Regions from separate parts of the Homo sapiens genome. Here region 1 is linked to region 2. A link is a contact called in ENCODE Hi-C or POLR2A ChIA-PET data. All regions are on one chromosome and are shown on one strand. Each heading gives the region's core, a stretch centred on a gene start or an enhancer-like site at or near the end of the contact. The rest is flanking DNA. Distances are from core to core; before and after follow the strand shown.

Region 1 (3,762 bases), core at 1,043-3,542, 160 kb after region 2:
TATAAAAAAGGTAAACTTAAGATGAGAAGAAGATATGGGTGAATACCTTTAACCCTGGACTTACAGTGGGTGGGGTGAGACTTCTTTAAGCAGAATCTTAAAATCAGAACTCATTAAAGAAAGTCTGATAAGTCTAACCACCTAAAAACTAATACTGGATAGCAATATTCCAAATGATAGGGTTAATGATTTAATATATAAAGAGCTCATAGGCTGGACATGGTGGCTCATGCCTATAATCCCAGCACTTTGGGAAGCCAAGGCAGGAGGATCACTTGAGCCTAGGAGTTTGAGACCAGCCTGGGCAACACAGGGAGACCCCGTCTCTACCAAAAAAAAATTTTTAAATTAGCCAGGCTTGGTGGTATGTGCCTGTAGTCCCAGCTACTTGGGAGGCTGAGGTGGGAGAATTGCTTGAGCCCAGGAGTTCAAGGCTGCAGTGAGCCATGATCATGCCACTGCACTCCAGCCTGGGCAACAGAATGAAACCTTGTTTCAAAAAATAAAAAATAAATAAAGAGCTCATATAAATTAATAAGAAAAAGATCAACATCACAAGAGAAAAAGTGGCAAAGAAAAGAATATGCGATTCATGGAAGATCTAAAAATGGCCAATAAAAATACATCAGTATAAGTTCACTAGTTACCATTAAGAAAAGCAAGTATACATAATTTATCAACAATGAAATTGACAAATATTAAAAATACTGATACCCTCATATGTCGATAGTGGGAGTATAAATTAGTAACACATTTCTAAAATTTAAATCTTAATGAGCAAGTTTGTAAACAGGCATCGGATTGTGAAATGTAAGCCAGGTGCGGTGGCACATGCCTGCTACTTGGGGGGCTGAGGCAGGATTGCTTGAGTCCAAGAGTTTGGGGCTGCAGTGTGCTATGATTGTGCCTGTGATAGCCACTGCACTCCAGCCTGGGCAACACAGTGAGACCCTGCCTCTTAAAAAAAGTTGTTTTTAAATGTATATATCCTTTGACTTAACAATTACTTCCAGATAAAACAAAAACAAGTACACAGATACATACATCTATGTAAGGCTGTTCACTGTAGTATTCTTTATAATACTGACACTTGGAAATACCTAAATGTTTATAAATATGGAATTGGTTAAAAAAATTACAATGACGTAGTATATGAGAATAAAAAGATATACATGGCTCATTGTAAAATAGAAATATATAATCCAATTTATGTGCAACATTAAACAGTGTATTTTGACAGAAATGATTTTAAGACTTTAAATACTAAGAGCAGTTTCTCTTGGAGTGTGGGGAAGGAACCCCACATTCAATGTATACGTTGACTGTAAGCCTAATTTCAGAAACACTGAGAAATAAATATGCATAATAGTACTAAGGAAATAGGCATTTCTATATTTCTTTGATACTGGGAACATGTTTAGAATGAGGAAGGATGTTCACCCAAACACTGACATTGTTTTGCCTGATTTATAGTGTTTCATATGATTTTTATATACTTCATTAAAATTATCTCTAGTTTGAAATTTTATTTTATAATGAGTAAATACCATTTTAAGAATCCAAAAAATGAATAAGGACATTTTGCGTTAAAAAAATGCATGGCACTTCCAGGCACACCACTTCTCTGTAGGTGAAAAGCTTGATTTATAGTATAATAGAAAGTTAAAAAAAAAAAAATTAGCAGGCCAGGAGCAGTGGCTCACGCCTGTAATCTCAGCACTTTGGGAGGCCGAGGTGGGCAGATCACTTGAGGCCAGGAGTTCGAGACCAGCCTGGCCAACATGGTGAAACTACAACTCTACTAAAAATACAAAAATTAGCTGGGTGTGGTGGTAAGCACCTGTAGTCCCAGCTACTCAGAAGGCTGAGGCAGGAGAATCACTTGAACCCGGGAGGCGGGGGTTGCAGTGAGCCAAGATCACACCACTGCACTCCAGCGTGGGCCACAGAGCGAGACTCCATCTCAAAAAAAAAAAAAAAATTAGCACATGAACATTTGTCCTAGAGAATGCGAGGTCATTCTGGTCTTGACTGTAGCCTTCCAATATTCTAGGTCTAAGCTCGAGTTGCTACCAAGTGTTCTGTGCACTCTGGGCACTGTCACCAACCCCCGGACTTCCCAGTTTGTGACCTCTCCCAGCAGACCCTGTGCCTTGGTGCCCAGAGGTCTGGCTGCTGGAATGCCCCTGAATGGAGGCACCCTTGCAGTGCTGCACAATGTCCTCAGCAGCTACACAGTACCGCCTGGGCCGCTGGCCTTGTTTCAGCTGCGGGATGAGTCAGTGCGAGCAGGAAGCACCCCCAGCACAGGCCTGCGGTGAGTCAGGGGAAGCAGAACCCAGAACAGCAGGGAGCGGCCACCTGGCAGATGGCCCAAAAGCCATATTGTGCCTGAGGACAGCAAGGAGAGGGGCAGTTCTCCACAAGAATTAAAGTTGCAAAAGCCTCTCTACTCTCAATAATTTCAGCAGTCAGATGCTTTTTATTTTCCCAAAGCCCACAGATGTTTCATGCTCCTCAGACACTCACTCAGAGGGAAATGCTTACTGGAGAAGAGGCAATCATAGTGCCTTAATCTTTTTATAATGGGAAAAGAGGTTAAGTGAAGCTCCTTTAGACACAGGCTTAATATCTAGCCTGGTTCTAGGGCCAGGATTTTAAAGTCCTCAAACAGTCTCATTTATTTGATCTGAAAAACAGAAAACTAAAAATCAAATGCAGTTAATTTTTTTTTTTTTGGTGGGTGGGGGATGGAAGAAAGGAGGAGGAGAGAAAAATCAAACTGAGTTATATGGAGACCACAGAACACACTGGAGTCAGTAAACAGAATGGACCCACAAATCTCCATCAGTGGAATCTTGAGTAAGTTACTAAGCCTTAGTTTTCTCATCTACAAAATGGAAATAATACCTGTACTTTCTGTTTCAAAAGACTAGAGGGAGAATAATATGAAATTATGCATATAAAAGTGCTTTACAAACTGAAAGACGCTATTATTTCGTTGTTGGCATTTGGAGAGGAAGCACTGTACTATATACCACAGTGTACTGCCCATAGCTGGATACACTGTAGGAACTTAGTAAATATTTGTTGAGTTGTCTGGAGAAAAAAAGGACCAATATCTTTGGTAAAATAAAGCAGAGAAGAGATTCAGTATGGGAATTTCTGACAGGATGATCCTTTTCAGAATCAAAAAAAAAAAATATATATATATATGTATATATATGTATATATGTATATATATGTATATATGTATATATGTATATATATGTATATATATGTATATATGTATATATGTATATATATGTATATATGTATATATATGTGTGTGTGTATATGTATATATGTATATATGTATATATATGTACATATATATGTACATATATATATGCTGAGAAAAAGCAGAAAAAATAAGCTTTTATTTTTCACATGTTATTTTATTAAAAGCACAAGATAATACTCTTCAGGAAAATGAATACATGTAAAGAAATGCAATAATATTGTATCTACAAATTATCAATCATGCAGGGACTGCCAATGAAACGCTCTTGGTCACAAAGTTCAACTGCCTTCTATCTTTCCTCAAGAAGAGTAAGAATACAAATCCAAGGCACAGCACAAAAAGTGACAATGTCAATTTCAGCAAAGGTTTGGAATTTAAAGTTAAGTTTCCCACAAAATATCTAGCTTGGGCTCTTGATTATAGAGAAGCTTGGAGTTGTACAAGGCAATGTATTAAATGCTTAAAAATCAACTCAATGA
Region 2 (3,992 bases), core at 870-3,369:
GCTTTGTTGCCATTTACTTGGGCTGGGGGAAGGCAGGAGTGAGGCCTAGATGCTGAGGCTGGAAGCAGTGGGCACATGCAGGTTCCGGAAAGACACAATCCCCATAGCGAAGGTCAGCAGCCTGAGGCATACTGACACCATGCCCTGAGTTCTGGCTCCCATGAATCTCTCTTTAGAGCCAAGATGCTGCCTCTGGCTTGAAGTCTAGCATGGTAGACATTGGTAGGTTTTGTCTGCCAGCTTTTAATTATTACAGTGCCCGATTTTCTTTTGGGAAACAATCCCTCCTTCATTCTCAGTCCATGGGATTTCAGTGGGGTTGATCCCATCCCAAACTCTGGGGCTGATCATTAAGTACAGTCCAGCCATGGGCATGCAACCCACATTGGTCCAGTGGGAATCAGCCTGGGACTACTGCTGGAACTACCAGGAAGAGATGTGTTCTCTCTCTACAGCTGCTAACTCATAAATGCCAAGCCCCAAGCTGCTAGGAAGCATCTTTATGTATCTCTGTTACCACCTGGGGGAAGCCTATCAGAGAATTAAGTCAACAGAAAAGACAGCAAAGCTGAGGGCTTAAGAGACACAGATTTGGTCCCCTAGATCCAGCTATGCCTGAAACCATTACTCTTGGTTTTCAGTTATGTGAACCAATAAGTTTCCCCTTTTTTCTTAAGCCAGATTGAGATGGGTCTATTTCTTGTCACCAGGAGAGTCCTGACTGGTACATCTGGCTCTGCCAGTTACTGTTATGTGACAGGGGATGAGTCATAACCTATTCGAATGCTAGTTTCCTCAGACTACAAAATGGGAGGCAGTAATGTCTAATGCAAAGGACTATTACGAGGAGCCAGTGAATGAGTCTGTAAAAGCATTTAGCATGGAGCCCAGCCCATGGCAAATGGTGAACAAATGGGATCTCTTATGAGTTGACACTTCCAGGTCAAGGAGGTGGGATGGGGTGGGGTGGGCCCTGCCTGTCTCCTTGCTGGCCACGTGGAATCCAAGTACCAGAAGCATTTCCCAGGCACCCAGTCCATCCACCTGGCTTCCCACCAAGGCCAAACACGAGCTCCCCTCAGCCTGCGGCTGCCCTTCCTGATTCACCCAACCCATAAACACATCTGTGTCTCCCACACGGCTTCCGTTTCTCGGAGGCCCAACTCAGAGGGCAGAGGACGTGACACAATGGCAAGGAGGCCAATTGTTCATTCCACCCGCCCCCTAGGGGCATTCTAGGGTGACTCACACAGGTGTGTCTGCCCGCTCCAGCACTCCCCACTCCCTCTCCCACACGCCCAGGGAAACACACTTGCAAAAGCCCACTGGGGTTCACGACAGAGTGAAGCCTTCACCCTCCTGCAGCCACGGCTTGCTTGCAGAAAGCATCAGCGCACCTTGGAGGGAAGAACGATCTCCCAAATTCTGGTTCGGAGGTTCCCATACCCAGTAAGCAGAGCCAGGCTGAAGGGAACAGTATCTTTCTCTCCCTCACCCCAGGTGGGTCAACTGGGATTTTATGGGTGTCTGCTAGTGATAAAGCACCTAGTCCCAGGCCCATGGAGGGACTAATACATCTTTGCTGAACCAAATGGAATGGAAGTCTTTTTGAGCAGCATTCTAGAGCAGTGGGACCAGAACCATTTCTTTCTTTTTTATTTTTATTTATTTATTTATTGAGACAGGGTCTTGCTCTGTTGCCCAGCCTGGAGTGCAGGGGAGTGATCTCGGCTCACTGCAATCTCTGCCTCCCGGGTTCAAGTGATTCTCCCACTTCAGCCTCCGGAGTAGCTGGGATTACAGGCATGCGCCACCACACCAGGCTAATTTTTTGTATTTTTTTGTAGAAACTGGGTTTCACCATGTAGCCCAGGCTGGTTTTAAACTCCTGGGCTCAAGCGATCCTCCCAGAGTACTGGGATTACAGACGTGAGCCACTGCGCCTGGCCTCAGAATAATATTCTCAAACCATAACCCTTGCTTAACCCTTTCAGTGACTGCCCAGGGCACTGAGGATAAAATCCAAACTCCCTTCTGTGGCCGGGCAGGATTCAGCTCCTGCCTCTCTCTCCGCCCGCCCATCTCCTGTCACTCTGCCCACGCCACAGACACATCCTGCTCTTCCCCACCTCAGGCCTGTGTGTTCGCTGTCCCTGTTCCTGTTCCTGGAGCACTGTTCCTGCTGCCCTTTGCCCAGCCATTGCCTTGCATCCCTCATTGGGAGGCCTTTGGTGGCCATGTGCCCTCTCTCTCCGGCCTCCGTTGTTTCCCTCCCAGAATCTGCCACCATTGATAATGATCTTCTGAACCTGCCTCTTTACAGCGTTCCCTAAGGACAGAATGCAAGCTTCTTGCAGCCAGTGAAGCCCACGAACGTATCCTCAGGGCCCAGCACAAGGACGGGCACACAGGGACCCCGACCGCGACTTGCTGAAAGGTGAGTGAGTGTGAGTGTGTGTTCACACTGGCTTGCTCTAGGCTGTCTCTCATTTACACACCCCCAGACCCCTGGCAGACTAGCAAATACAGCTCACCCCACACATTAGGGACGGCAGCTTCAGCCAGAGCTGGGGAGAGGGGTGGATTCACCCTCCAGGACGCAGACACAGTGGGGCCAGAGTGTGGTTAGCTCAGAGGCCGGCATCAGGGCCAAGCTGTACCCCCTCCATGTGGGCGTGGGTGTGGTGGGCGTGGTGGGCAGTGGCTCTGTACCCTCCCTGTGGGAGCCGGGAATAAAGGGCCCCATTCAGCCTGTGCAGCCTCGGCTCCTCCCTCCAGGGGAGGCTGCCCTCAGGAAAGACGGTGGGACGCTGGGCAGAGCTTCCTGGCAGCCTCTCCCTGTGGCATGGTCCACAGTGTGGGGGGCTTGGCGAGGGGCACGAGGCCTCTGGAGCTCAGAGAAACACTGCAGAATGGCCCAGCCAGATGAGGAGGCTGTGGGGCAGGCAGATGGAAGTCCTGGGTCGCAGTGATGATGCTGAAAGACACCCACTCACTTCTGAGGCTCTGAGACAGAGGAAAAGCCGCAGGAAGCAGAGGCCTGTCGGTAAAGGGCCCAAAACCACAGGCCTGGCCAGGCCAGCCACAGGGGAGTTTGCCTGGCTCTCTTGGGATGGACACTGTCCACCAAAGCCTGCTTTCATTTTATTTATTTATTTATTTATTATTTTTGTAGAGATGAGGTCTCACTGTGTTGCCTAGGTTGGTCTTGAACTCCTGGGCTCAAGCAATCCACCCACTTCAGCCTCCCAAAGTGCTGAGATTACAGGTTTGAACCACCGCGCCTGTCCCAAAGCCTGCTTTCCTTGAGCTTTGGTTCTGTTGGCAAAACTGAGCCCAGACAGTCAACTCTCTTCATCAACCTCCCACCAGCATTTTCTGTGGTTCCACCCATCTCCTGCAAGGATGGTGACAGTAACATTAAGAGGACGTAACATTCATTGAGCACTTGGTATGTGCTAAGCCCTGTGCCGTGTACTTTATATTTATTATGACAGTTGATCCTCATAACAACCTCTGAGCTACATACTGGGTGCTGTTGTTATTCTCACTTTACAGATGAGTAAACTGAAGGTAAGAAAAGTTGAGTGCCCCGCCCAGGGTTGCAAAGCGAGGAAGTGGTGGAGCTGGGATTGGGTGTGCCACAGTCTCTTTCTTTGGGCAGACTGAACATGCCTAGGCTCCTAATGATTCTGCTATCTTCCTTCCTTTCCCTGAGCCCCGGGCTGTGCAACCTGTGGCCAGCTTTCCTGACGGGGTACATCTCAACCCTACCCCATCCCTGAAAGAAGGGGCAACACGCAACACCCATTCACTCCCTCCCAAATGCTGGCACTGTGCTGGGGGCTGGGCTGTGATGGTGACGGTCCCTGCCCTCGCAAAGGATACTGTGTATGGGCACTGCGCTGTGATGTGTTGGCTGTCATAGGCACACGCAGGAGGGAGACAGGGCTGAGGAAGTGGAGAGAGTGAGACAGGCAAAGGGAAGCGGG

Evidence for each region. Hi-C counts contacts between places; a loop is a spot of excess contacts on that map. ChIA-PET counts read pairs that join two places held with the same protein, here RNA polymerase II (POLR2A). Pooled maps may share reads with other maps.
Region 1: a pooled map shows a loop between it and region 2 (2.1-fold over the local background). The contact joins the enhancer-like site here to the promoter of SH3PXD2A-AS1 in region 2. A Hi-C loop is called at or near these places in 5 of 50 pooled maps. POLR2A ChIA-PET finds 5 or more read pairs at or near these places in 5 of 52 experiments (GM12878, T-cell, activated CD4-positive, alpha-beta T cell and 2 more).

The regions. Positions count from the first base shown.
Region 1 is chr10:103,906,164-103,909,925 of GRCh38, forward strand. All of the region lies in intron 3 of STN1 (STN1 subunit of CST complex), which reads right to left. Among named protein-coding and RNA genes, the nearest start is that of STN1, 10 kb to the right of the region's middle. RefSeq lists enhancers at 1,540-2,141, 2,005-2,134, 2,186-2,330 and a cis regulatory region at 2,258-2,260. Within about 2 kb of position 2,293, at least 38 of the 41 ENCODE cell types and tissues checked have a DNase peak (open chromatin) inside an H3K27ac peak, as active enhancers do; they include GM12878, where a contact is called at or near this core.
Region 2 is chr10:103,744,660-103,748,651 of GRCh38, forward strand. SH3PXD2A-AS1 (SH3PXD2A antisense RNA 1) reads left to right here and starts at 2,120. Exons shown (of 3, transcript NR_038940.1): 1 at 2,120-2,437. The region is part of intron 3 of SH3PXD2A (SH3 and PX domains 2A); the gene reads right to left. RefSeq lists enhancers at 1,165-1,686, 2,103-2,603, 2,604-3,104.